Regions from separate parts of the Homo sapiens genome. Here region 1 is linked to region 2. Evidence: read pairs that join two places in POLR2A ChIA-PET (ENCODE). Cell type or tissue: endothelial cell of umbilical vein. All regions are shown on one strand. Links, peaks and the distances in the headings refer to the core of each region. The heading gives the core; the rest is flanking DNA. Region 1 overlaps DIAPH2 (diaphanous related formin 2). Region 2 holds the start of DIAPH2-AS1 (DIAPH2 antisense RNA 1).

What was found. Peaks named below come from ENCODE experiments on the same cell type or tissue, not always from the same donor. Only the 100,000 strongest peaks of a DNase experiment are listed, where the experiment ranks them.
Region 1: POLR2A ChIA-PET joins it to region 2 with 6 read pairs; 2 of 35 experiments call an interaction of 5 or more read pairs at or near these places.

What each region holds. Positions count from the first base shown.
Region 1 is chrX:97,459,604-97,466,289 of GRCh38, reverse strand. The region is part of intron 26 of DIAPH2 (diaphanous related formin 2); the gene reads right to left. Among named protein-coding and RNA genes, the nearest start is that of DIAPH2-AS1, 100 kb to the left of the region's middle. In endothelial cell of umbilical vein, for the core only: no CTCF peak of the experiment used is centred there; no DNase peak of the experiment used is centred there.
Region 2 is chrX:97,560,448-97,567,133 of GRCh38, reverse strand. The region is part of intron 26 of DIAPH2 (diaphanous related formin 2); the gene reads right to left. DIAPH2-AS1 (DIAPH2 antisense RNA 1) reads left to right here and starts at 2,599. Exons shown (of 3, transcript NR_125391.1): 1 at 2,599-2,754. RefSeq lists an enhancer at 3,288-3,577. In endothelial cell of umbilical vein, for the core only: no CTCF peak of the experiment used is centred there; a DNase peak (open chromatin) is centred at 3,313; H3K27ac peaks cover 1,166 bases.

The sequences.
Region 1 (6,686 bases), core at 1,158-5,157, 100 kb after region 2:
GGAGCTACAGAATTAAGGAATGATTCTATCATTGGCAAAAAACATTTGTGAAGTCCTTCTTTGGGATATCTTTACAGTAGGCCTCACAGCCTTTTAAATAGTTTTGATGACAGCAAGTCTTTGACTTTTAATAGATTTGTTTTACAAAACAAATATTTCAGAGCCAAATCAATAAGTAACCTGGGTAATACTAAAGTTTGGTTAAACACTAGATGTAACTGAAGAAATTATACTGAATTTCTTCTCTAGCTCAAATTCAGGGTACTGCACAACATTCATTTGGATAAATAAATTCTGGCTGGGACCAAGCGTGGTGGCTCATGCTTGTAATCCCAGCACTTTGGGAGGCTGAGGTGGGTGGATCACCTGAGGTCAGGAGTTCGAGACCAGCCTGACCAACATGGTGAAACCCCATATCTACTAAAAATACAAAATTAGCCAGGTGTGATGGTGAATGCCTGTAATCCCAGCTACTTGGGAGGCTGAGGCAGGAAAATCGTTTGAACCCAGGAGTTGGAGGTTGCAGTGAGCCGAGATTGCACCATTGCACCCCAGCCTGGGCAACAAGAGCAAAACTTCACCTCAAAACAAACAAACAAACAAAATTCCGGTTGGTTTGGTAACAAAGGCAATATACCATCATCCCTAGGTATCCATGAGGAATTGGTTACAGAACTTCCTTCAGAAACCAGAAAATTAGCAGATGCTCAAGTTCCTTATATAAGATGGCATAGTATTTGCATATCACCTATGTACATCCTCCCGTATACTTAAAATCATCTCTTGACAACTTAAAATACCTAATAAAATGTTAATGCTATGTAAAAGTTGTTATACTGTATTGTTTAGGGGACATGAAAAAAGTCTGTGCATGTTTAGTACAGATGTCATTTTTAAAAATATTTTCGATATGCCTTTCATTGAATCCATGAATGTAGAATCTACGGATATGAAAGGACAATTGTATTCAGTATAATATAGATAAACGCATAAACGTGTGTGTGTGTGTGTGTGTGGGTGAATTCTAAAGCAAGACAGGATAGTTCATTTTACAAATTAGGAAATGGAGGGCCTGAAGCTAGTGTAGTCCTAGTAAAGTCCCTGGTATACAGTGAAGTGCTTAAAAAATATTTATGTAGCCATGGCCGGGCGCGGTGGCTCATGCCTGTAATCCCAGCACTTTGGGAGGCCGAGGAGGGTAGATCACCTGAGGTCAGGAGTTCGAGACCAGCCTGACCAAAATGGAGAAACCCTGTCTCTACTAAAAATACAAAATTAGCCAGGCGTGGTGGTGCATGCCTGTAATTCCAGCACTTGGGAGGCTGAGGCAGGAGAATTGCTTGAACCCAGAAGGCAGATGTTGCAGTGAGCCAAGATTGTGCCATTGCACTCCAGCCTGGGCAACAACAGCAAAACTCCGTCTCAAAAACAAAACAAAACAACAACAACAAAAACATACATATATATATATTTATGTAGCCAAAATGATGATCTATGGAGAAATACACAATATGCTTTAAAATTGTGTTAGAGTGCTAGGATTATGGGTGTAGCAAACATCAGTCTATTTGCCAGCCCTTCCCATACCCTTCTCAGAGAATCTGCTCTTTCATCAAGTGCCTGGAAAAGGTGACAGTCCTATCACCATGTGATCTTATCTCTGCTCTGGCTGATTGGCCACAGAATGAACACCTGACTTAAGGGAAACAAATTCACAGGCTAGCTGGATCAGTCAGATTCTGTCACAAGAATCTGAACTTGGAGAGACCCATGTCACATAAAGATAGGCACTTGAAGTAAGCAACATACTGTATCATAGTTGTGGCAGTCATGTTCAAACAAAGGAAACCAATGGCGCGATCTGGGCTCACTGCAAGCTCCGCCTCCTGGGTTCATGCCATTCTCCTGCCTCAGCCTCCTGATTAGCTGGGACTACAGGTGTGTGCCACCATGCCCGGCTAATTTTTTTTTTTTTTTTTTTTTTTTTTTTTTAGTAGAGATGGGGTTTCACCGTGTTAGCCAGGATGGTCTCGATCTGACCTTGTGATCTGCCCGCCTCGGCCTCCCAAAGTGCTGGGATTACAGGCATGAGCCACCACCCCCGGCCTGAGAGCAACTTATATTTCTAACTTTTCCATTTTGGTTCCAGCCTAAGACACTCTGTGGTCTCACTGTTGTTTCCTATCCTTGGATGTCCACAAGGTTGCTTATCACATCCTTAAATAAATACCCCTTCACTCAAGCTACCTTATGTAGATTTCTGTTCCATACAACCAAGCAGTGCCTATGACAATGTGGCAGTGGACCTGATTCCTCCCTTTAGTTTGTCAATAAAAAAAATTAGAAAAACAATTTTTAAACTGTTCATGGAATGGCTGAATGCCCAGGGAGATTAAGTGATTCACTTCAAGTCATTCGCACAGTGATGGGTCAAGCATTAGAAACCAGATCTCCTAACTCATCACAGACCCTGGAGTTACATAACCTTGGAAATGTTACTTAACCTCTCCTTGCCTCAGTTTCCCCCACTATAAAAGGGAATATAGTAATAGTACTTAACCTAATAGGATTTTTGTGAGGATTAAATTTGTTATTATATAATACAAATAGTAGAGGCCGGGAGCATAATCCCAGCATTTGGGAGGCTGAGGTGGGCAGATCACCTGAGGTCAGGAGTTCAAGATCAGCCTGGCCAACATGGTGAAACCCTGTCTCTACTAAAAATACAAAAATTAGCCAGGTGTGGTAGTGTGTGCCTATAGTCCCAGCTACTTGGGGGGCTGAGGCAGGAGAATCGCTTGAACCCGGGAGGCAGAGGTTGCAGTGAGCCGAGATCACCTCATTGCACTCCAGCTTGGTGACAGAGTGAGACTCAGTCTCAAAAAAATAATAATAAAAATAAACAAATAAATAAAATGGTAATAGCTGATTGAATCAGGGAAGGACCCCGACCTACAGGGGAACCATCCTAGGCTTGTCAAAGACTTGGGGCCTGGTGCAAAAAAAAAAAAAAAAGGATTCAGATAACATTCCTGTCACAGGAACATAGAATTGGGACCCAAGAATCTTTGTCAGGAGGTAGAAGGAGCAGTTAGATGAGGATAAGTGAAGTCTCGTTTCAAGCACTAGATTAAAGGCCCATGAACTCATGATGTGAAGGACCACAGAGCCACCTTGAAAGGAGAGCAAAGATCCCATTTCCAGGGCTCTAGGTCTAGGTGTATAATACATCCTGCCCTGAATTCCCTTGAGCCTCTCTGTATCTGTTCAATGAACACCCAGTTTAAATAGCTTTTTGTTCCTTGTAATCAGAAGACACTCAATGAAGTAAAATGCTTATTAATAGTACCTTAACTTTTTGTACAAAATTAAAAGCAATTACATACACAACAGCATAGAAGGGAGGTCCCAGATGCTTCTCATTTCAAACTTTTTTTTTTTTTAAGTGTTCTCACACTCTGTTGCAGCATGGTCATCACAATACTCTCATTTCTCTCTTTCTGGGTAAAAAGTGCTTTATCACCATCTTATCACCAGGAACTAAATGGCACAGGTCTTAAGAATGAGTAATTAATCATTCTATATCCATTGAGCATCATCGGATTCCTTTTGTTTAACATGACAGATAATAGCTTAAGCCTACATTCTTCCAATTAAAATGTGAAAACGTTCTTTACAAAGGTCTTCTACTCTTACAAAGCTAACCAAACTCTAGAGCATATTCTATAATTAGCACCCTGAAAATATTTTTTAAAGCAGCAAAACAGCAACCTGAGCACAAACCAAGACTACTGCAAATTGTAAACAACTTCAGATGATTTACAGAAAAAGAATTCGACAAAGCTTCCTTAATGTCAGGATATAAACAGTTCTTAGTGCTATTTAGTTAAATGATAATTATAAAACCCATTGAACTGAATGAGAATTTGGATTGTCAGACAAATGTTTGTAAGGGGTTAATTAATTCATATGAACTACACAGCTCAGCTGAAAATGGGCTCATTATTCTAAACCACCAACTTTGTCTGCTTCTTGTATTGTCCTCCTTTCTCCATCAGATTTATCCTGTTGCACCCCCACCCACAGTAACGAATGTTAGGAGATAGAAATATTTAAAAGGATATGTGAGCTATAGGCATTTTGCAAGAGTACATCAGGGGTACAAAGATGTCTGCTGGAACACTGAAATGGGAAGATCATTTATTAGTGCACCATGGTTCATAACATCCCAAAGGGTTCAATATTTTCATTACGCACATAAACATAACCCCTCCTCCTTTTCAAATGCCTCATTACAGCTAAGCCTGGAGCTTTTTTCTTAAAAAGCTTTCCTCTGAAATTATTAATAATTTGAAGTTCCCTACAGGCCAAGGGTATTATTACAGTCAAAATACCTCAATATGTATATATACTTATATACTCTCTTTTATGCTATTTTAAATAACAAAGTATTTAGTGGAAACAAGTAAAGAATTTATAAGCTATATACAGAAAAGCCTAGAGGAAGATGGCAATATCCCAGACTCCAAGGAAACGGCTCTTGAAGCTTATTAGGTGGGTGTAGGAGACTGTAATAGGATTATGAGTTTTGGTTTAGCCTGTCCATCATTTCAAAATCCCCATAACTAAAGGGAATATCTTCATAGGGGTCTGAGTTTAATATTGAAGCTGCTTTATCTAATTCTTCCTATTTTATAATGCTGAGTGCTAATTAGTTCCATCCACTTTCTTCAGGCTTGTCAATAAGGCAACTTGGAAGCCAAGAACCTGCTGAATTATGGATTAACCAGTTCTGTAACAGCGTGTTCAAGCAACCTAGTTAGCTACTCCAAAATGTAATGTTATTATGGGCACGGGAAAGCATAAAATACTCTTTTGTTATGTTCTGTTTAAAAGAAAAAAAATAACTCCCTACAAGTGAACTGTTTATTTCTGATGTGTTAATGAACATTTTAGATATGTAAAACTAAAATAACATTTACTCTTGTGTGTGTCAAACATAGCCTATTAAATTCACAATAGCCATAATGATATTTGCTACAAAAAAAAAAAAAAGACAAACTAGTCTTAGAATTTTGAGTGCAGAAAAGAAAAATCTTAAAGGCAGAAAGACTGAGAGACTGACACGAGTTCCCTCATCTACCTTCACTTTTATTGAACCTGCATCCCAACCTCCCTGGGCCTTCCCATTACTTTCTTAACTCTTGCCATTTCAATTGACTCCTTTCTGGTGCAGCTAGATGCTAGAATCGGCCCTGTAGGGTCATACATTCTGGAATTAGAAGTAATGTTAGAGATAAACTGATGTAGCTCTCTTATTTCACAAGTGAATTAACTGAGATCCAAAGGTCAAGCGAACTATTCGAGGTCATACAAGCTAGTTGATATACTAAAGTTAAAAAATGAATCCAAGTCTCCTGATTCCTTGTTCCACGCTCCTTCACTTCTACTTACCATCATAACCATCCCATTCAACCATGTCTGAACTTGTTGCTGTCACTAGGCTGCTGAGCTATCCCCTCCACCAGGCATAATTTTTTTTAGCCACAAGGAATTCAGCCATGATCAAGCATTGACAAAACACAACTTGGCTATGTCTAGTGCGTGCTCTGTGGTTTGACTCCCCAAGTGTCCCCAGACCTCCCCTGCCTCCACAGGCTTCCAATTCTACCTTCCTTTCTTCATTTCTAAAGGATTAGCTTGATTTCTACCTTGTAAAAATGAATCTATCTCCCAGGAGTTTAATCATCTGCCTTCGCCTAGAAATCAACTGTTTTCTATTCTGCTCATCTTTGTGGCGAGACAACTCTCCTTTTCTCTCCTCCTGAAGATTTATTTATTTATTAAGGCATTTATTGAAATACATGTATTCCCTTCCTTATTGGCAACTTCAGTCTCTCCTTTTTTACTGCTGCTTTTTCTTTAAACTCTAACTAATAAAAATAATAATAGCAGTAATAATAACGAGCTAGTACATACAAAGTATTTATTATTGAGACAGTCAGGTGGGAGGGGGTCCCTGGAGAAACTCCAAACAGCCTGCCCACTAAGGTGGAGCCTCGTTAAGTTTACACTGGGGAGGAGCCTGGCCCCTCCTTTTCCTGTGTGGAAGTTGGGATTCTAACATCCTGCTCTAGCAGGATGTTTCCCCCTTTTCTTCCTTTTCACCAAATAAAACCCTGCTTGTTCACCATTCAAATTGTCTGCGGGCCTGAATTTTTGTGGCTGTGGGACAAAGAACTCTGTCTTTAGCTGAACTAAGGAAGAGTTCTGCAACATTTTGTGCTAGGGACCATTTTAGGTGCTTAGAAAGTATTAACTCATTTAATCCTCATAATAACCCATGAGGTAGGTATAACTATTATCCTCATTTTACAGATAAGGAAACTGATACATAGGTTAAATAACTTGCCCAAGATACACAACTAGGAAGTGGTAGTGCCAGGATTTGAACCCAGAGAGCTTAGCTTCAGATTCTGTGCTCTTAACCATCATGCTGCCTCTTTAATATATGTCATATCTACACCATCACTTATGAGCTCTATTACACTGAGCAAGTTACTTCTCAGAGACTCAGTTTGTTGATACGTAAAATTAAAATAATATTGCTAATTTTGTAGGATTGATATGAGGATTATGTGAACTGCAGAATATACATAACCCATCATGCCTGGCATATATAAACA
Region 2 (6,686 bases), core at 1,385-5,384:
TGCAACATCACAAACAATGAACATCATATTCTACCACAATCTATTTACCAAGATGTGTGTAGTTATTATGTGTTTTAGGGGTGTGATGGGGAGTCATTTTTCATTGTATTCTTTTCAAATTAGTATGCATTTAAATCACTGTTACAGAGAGAAAATTCAAATCAACATTAAACTTACATTCTTTCAAATCCTCTTTCAATAGATGTCAACATACACACATTATTATAGATATAATCAGCGTTTATATACTCTTTTGTGATCTAATTCTTTCACTTAACATTGTTTTATGTATACATTTCCATGAATTGTCACCTAACGGCACCACCTTGAAATTGTACCTGTTTCTCTACAGCTTCTCCAACACCTCACTTAGTGCTTAGCCATCACAATACATATATGTCGCTACCTGTTACTTTGTTGTTGTATTTCTTTACTTGCCAGTGAAAAATGTGTTTTTCCATGTGATGATTTACTATGTAAAATTTTTTACATGTAACATTTCTCTCTTCACCTCTTTCTTTTCCCTATGTGAAACGTGTGCAGGCCCTTCAAACACATTCTGCCTGATATAAACATAATTAAATTTGTTGACAAATTTGCTGTCAGTTGTTGAGGACAAGGGCTGCAACTCACAGCTTTCTCTCTGCAAATGCTTTCCACAAAGTATTCCATGCATTGTTCTGGAATTGGATATTCTCTAAGGTCCAAAAATTCCTATAATGGCAGGAACTTCACCTTCTATGTGTTTGGATCATCCTGGCATTTAATACATATATACGATGAATAAAAATAAGAAACTTGCATGATTTTAAAGTCATATAATTGGATAAATATTTCAAGAAAATCTCTATTCCTATCCTCACAAATATAAAGCATACCTTCCCGTTGCTCCCTACAAGTTATCTCGCAGAAAAAAAGAGGAAGATGTCTTACATTCAAGTGCTTAATTCCAAGGGACATTTTCCAAATTATTCTTAATAATGTACTCTCTGGAAAACACGCATTAGTCTGGAACAACTTAATATGGGTTTTAGATGCTTATGATGTAAACGTACAAAATTGGGGAAGGCAGTTAAGATAATGAAATTTAACACAGACCTATTAATTGTTTACAGGGTGTGACGTCATAGTACTAAGTGTTGGAGATCATTGTAAACAAGCCTTTGAAAGATTACTTAAGATTTCCCTGCAGTAAATACCTAACGAAGATCACCAATATACACATGCAAGATGAATGGAAAAGCCAATGGACCTAGTGGTATGCAAATGAGTATTTGTGGCTTGCGGAAAAAGCCTGACATTGATACTCTGATACACAGATTAAAGTGTTGTATCTCTAAAAACTTAGGTGGACATGAATGTAATATGCTCTGGAAAACTGTTAGATGACACAAAAATTAGCTCCAGTGCTTCTAGAAACACCAATGTCAGAGATACGCGTGAAGTTTCAATAGAATTGTTTTACAAAATGAGATAGTGGGGAGGAAAAGCAAAGTATCATACCTGAAGAGATTATTCTGCATCATCTACAATTTGAATATATCTGTATAACTAAACAAATTAAATTTCATAACTACACATTTCACTGTTTCGTCTACATTTCTAAAAGTCCAGCTACACTCAAAATGGTCATAAAACTTTTTTAAAGTTTTATTAGGAAAATGTGGGCTCACCTTATCCACCATATTTATTACAACTTTTTGAATCCAGGGTTGTATAAATAGCTCACTTAGCTCACAACAATAGTAAGAGCTGCTGTTTACTTAGCATTTAGTGGATACCATGCACTGTGTTAAGTGACTTGCATATATTGCGTCAATCATTCTTAAAAGGATCCCGTATGATAGGTATTATAAAACCATTTTACAAATGAGAAGAGTAAGCCTCCAAGAAATTAAAAAGCTTGCATAAGATCATGTAGTTAATAAGTGGTGGACATCTGTGGAGTTTCAAAGTCCGTAAGCTGACCCCCATACCAGATGGCATCCACAAGCACTAAGCCTGGATTTCTAGGTCCATGACTTTGACAGGAAGGTACTTTGTGTAAATGCAGGTGGAGTCCAAAGTAGGACAAGAACAAGAAGCTTTGCAAACCATTACCAGTATTACTATCTTCAATACTAATCCTTTTAATACTTTAAAAATATTTTTAAAACTAAAGCCATGAAGAATACCAAATTCATGATCAATTTAGCCTTGTGATTCTATTTTTGGTGGGAGTCACCAAGGGATGCTTTGTAGAAAGGATGGCTTTTCCTCCTTGGTTTCTCTTACAAAGCAACCATGTATCTATAGTGCATGAGTTGACCTGAATCACTTCACTTTTTAAACATGCTATTTCTTTAGAACTTCCAGGATAAGTTGTTCTGTGAGTCATGTATGGTACTTCCCTTTCCCCATTTGTTTCTGCAATGCTTCAAAGATACCCTTTACTATGGTTTGAGTGTTTGTAGTCCTCTAAAATTTATGTTGAAACTTAATTCTTACTGTAGCTGTATTAAGAGGTGGGACCTTTGGAGAAGTGATTAAGTCATAAGGGTTCTATCCTCATGAATGGGATTAATGCCCTTACAAAAGAGGCCTTAGAGAGCTCCCTGGCCCTTCTACTCCTTCTGCTATGCGAGAACACAGCGTTTGTCCATTTCACAATGTGAGGATACAGCAAGAAGTGTCATCTTGGAAGCAGAGAGCAAACACTCATCAGACATTAAATCTGACAGCACCTTGATCCTGGACTTCCCAGCCTCTAGAAATGTAAGCAATAAATTTCTGTCGTTTACAAATTACCCAGTCTCAGGTAGAGCAGCCTGAACAGATTAAGGTTTCAACATGCTTGGGTTTGGTAAATAGGTTTGCATTTATCCTATCCAAATGTTTATGATTTCTTGATTTCAAAAACACTGAGCATAGCCTCTGCATCCTTACACTGTAGAATGGATGAACATTGTGTCCTCACATGGCAAAAGGAGTGGAAGGGCCAGGCAGCTCTTTGAAGCTTCTCACTCAACTATTATATTTTCCAAGAGAAGAGCACTAATTGTTTTGGTCTTTCATAACAGGGAATTTTCACCCATTTTTACTTCATTACAAAGGGCCTTCTCTAGCCTGATGCAGCAGCCTGTTTTTAAACAGAAGCAGCAATCAGAATTACTTGCAATAATTCATCCTGTCTGGAGGACCCTAATCTTGTACTAAGGAAGTAGAATGTCTTCTGTTAGGATGCCAATCTCTTTCCTGAGACTGATCTGCAGAGTGTGGACCATTGTGATTACAACACCTTCCTGAGCTAATTTTTTTTTTTTCACAGAATGGTTACCAGTCACTCCTAGATCCCTTTTTCAAGTTTGAAACTGAGAAGGCAAAGCCTGCCAGCCTGTGAATGCAGCCTAGCTTCTTTCACTTTCATTTTTCACTAAATGCTTTACCGTATCCACACGAAGCTCATCTGCCACTTCTCGGCCCACTCAGGAGCCTCACGAGAGCTTCATGCAGTAGATCCCTGGCAGCTTGGCATTTCACTTTCAGTGAACTCAGAACAGCTGAGTGTAAACTGCAAACTCTCCTACTTTAGTTTCCTTAATTTTTTTATTGAGGCCTCAGAGTAATTAAACTGATAACGTATGGAGCTGAGAGAGAAATATTAAGTGTAAAATTATCTGCCAATTAAAAAAAGCAAGCTCCATGCTATGATAGTTTTTTTCTTTTTATTAAAAAATTCACCCTTCCTCACAGTGATGATGAAAAGTAAATAACATAAGCCTACATTTAGACATGCTACTGACCTCTCATACCTCTGAAGGGATAAAACTGAAGGATTAATCTGCCAAACATCCTAAAATGCATCTACTTTCATTGTCATCATTCCCTCCAATTGGTCTCTCCAGGTTGATTTGTAATTCTATATGCCTCGTATATATTTAAAGAGCCTAATGTTTATCATTACTTCATTTTTAAAATTTTTATTTCCTACTCTAGGAAACCTTATTAATTTTTATAACACTCCCTTTTCAGATTACAAGATAAATAAAATAGATTTCTAGTTTTCTCAGATATGCTTCAATTGTATGAGGGCTTATTATAAATACAGAAAAAAAATCAATTAGCAGAATTCTAATTTTCCTGTGGACATTTCAACAGAAAATAACAAAGATTGTGAAATTCTATTATAGCTATTTTACTACATAAGGGAAATATTATCCTGAGGGCTTTTTATTTTTGCCAAATACAAAGTTAATTTGTGCAAGCCAACCATACATAGATTTGGGGGGTATCTTTGTTAATTTGTACCACAAAGTGGTGGTGTTGGAGTAGGTAATAACCTTGGCATTCTCCTCATCTATAGCCTAGAAAAACACCCATTGAACTATAGGGTGTTCCCTTAATATCTACCTTAGTTTTAAGTTCTGTCCTGAACACAGTTCACTTTTGTCAATTAAAATTCCCGAATATTTCCCAATCCCATAAGTAGAAGCAGCACGATATAGTGGAGAGAACACCAAATTTGGACTCAGAGAAGCTTTAGGCTCAAATTCTGGCTCAGCCTCATGCAAGCCAGGAAATTAGGAGTAAGTCACATGGCCTTTCTTAATTTTTTTTTTGAGAGGGAGTCTTGCTCTGTCACCCAGGCTGGAGTGCAGTGGCGGGATCTTGACTCAGCTGGAATGCAGTGGCGCGATCTCGGTTCACTGCAACCTCCGCCTCCCAGGTTCAAGTGATTCTTCTGCCTCAGCCTCCCGAGTAGCTGGGACTACAGGCGCACGCCACCATGCCCAGCTAATTTTTTTTTTTTTTTGTATTTTTAGTAGAGATGGGGTTTCACCATATTGGCCAGGCTGGTCTTGAACTCCTGACCTCAGGTGATCCGCCTGCCTCCGCCTACCAAAGTGCTGGGATTACAGGCATGAGCCACCGCGCCCGGCCATCACATGTCCTTTCTAATTCTCAGTCTCCTCACCTGCAAAATGAGGAGAGTAACCCTACCTTACTATGTTCACACATTTCTTGTAAGGTTCAAATAAGATATTGTAAAATTAAAGTAGTTTATAAACAGTAGTTTACCAGGTAACTATACAGTTTTATCATAATTGGCTTTCTTAACTGCAAGGTTTATTTACAGATAGACCCTCTTTCAAATGGGCTAATTTAATATATTCTACCGTTGGCTCTGTATTTCATACTGTGATCCTTTGAAAAATATTCATGGTTTTATGACTATATCCATAGTAAAAACAAAAATGTTTCCAATGCCATCTTAACAATCAGCACAGAGGCAATAGCCTTCTTTTCATTTTACATTTTCTTTCTAGTTCTGGTTCTTCAGCACAAGCCACTCTGATGATGTTTAAAACCAAAATATCAAATGACACTGTCATGATCTGGAAATGTCTGCAAGGTCCAATGGGAAGTCTTAGCAAATGTCAGAGTACCTCTAAGGCAAGGCAGATCCTCAAGATGGATAATGATTCAGGAGTTTTGTACTAAAGATACAGCAGGGTGCTGGGGAAAGGCCTGTTTGATGCTCAAAGGTTAAGCAGCACAAGTTTAATGCCTAGTAAAGTAAAAAGTCACTTAGCATTGTGATTAGTGATGCCAAATAGGTACAGGGCGATTTAAAAGAGAGACAGTCAACAAACACATTTCAAGAGGTGTCAAAATGGATATTTTCATCCTTTTTCCTTTCTCTCTGACAAGTAACTACTTAGAAAAGCCAACAACTGAAAACACATCACAGGCAGCAGTCACCTGTTTGTCAGTAGACTACTGTTGTTGAGTTGCATTTTTAAATGCATCACAGTGGATGATAATTCACAGACATTAAAGGAAGAGAAATTATCTCTACATATCCATTAAGAATGGTCCTACTCATATGTCTATCACTGGCAATTCAATTGTTGATTTTTCTTTCAAAGCAAAACAAATACATGTATCAAGACAGTACAGAAACCTGGAAGAGGAATTGATCCAAGTCAGTGATACTAAATGAAATGACACACATCATTAAATACGGCAGATGCCTAGTGATAAGCACTAAAAGAAGGGGGTCAAAGCGATATCCAATAACAACAAAATAGTCTCAGAAGCAGAAAACTTAAAGGTTCTCTCCCCCTTCCCCCCAGATGCTTCAGATAACTCTAGGGAATGCTGAAATGCATGGTAATGTGTGAAAATTAGCCATCTACATTCATGATATGAAGTACATGTCATGGTTAGCATATGAAAATTCTTGTTAATGTAATGGTCCATTCTAGGATATGCAGTATAATTGGAGCTGGACTTAAGGATTTCTCATGTGGCATCATCATGGTCTCAAGAAGAAAGTGAAATCTAAAATGACACATTTGGGCTGGGCACGGTGGCTCACGCCTATAATCCCAGCACTTTGGGAGGCCGAGGCAGGCGGATCACCTGAGGTCAGGAGTTGAAGACCAGCCTGGCCAACATGGCGAAACCTCGTCTCTACTAAAAATACAAAAACTAGCTGGGCCTGGTAGCGGGTGCCTGTAATCCCAGCTACTCAGGAGGCTGAGGCAGGAGAATAGCTTGTACCCAGGAGGTAGAGGCTGCAGTGAGCCGAGACTGAGCCATTGCACTCCAGCCTGGGTGACAAGAGTGAAACTCCATCTAAAAAAAAAAGAAGACACAGTTGGAAAAGAATATACACATTAATATGTTTTTAAATCTGGCCA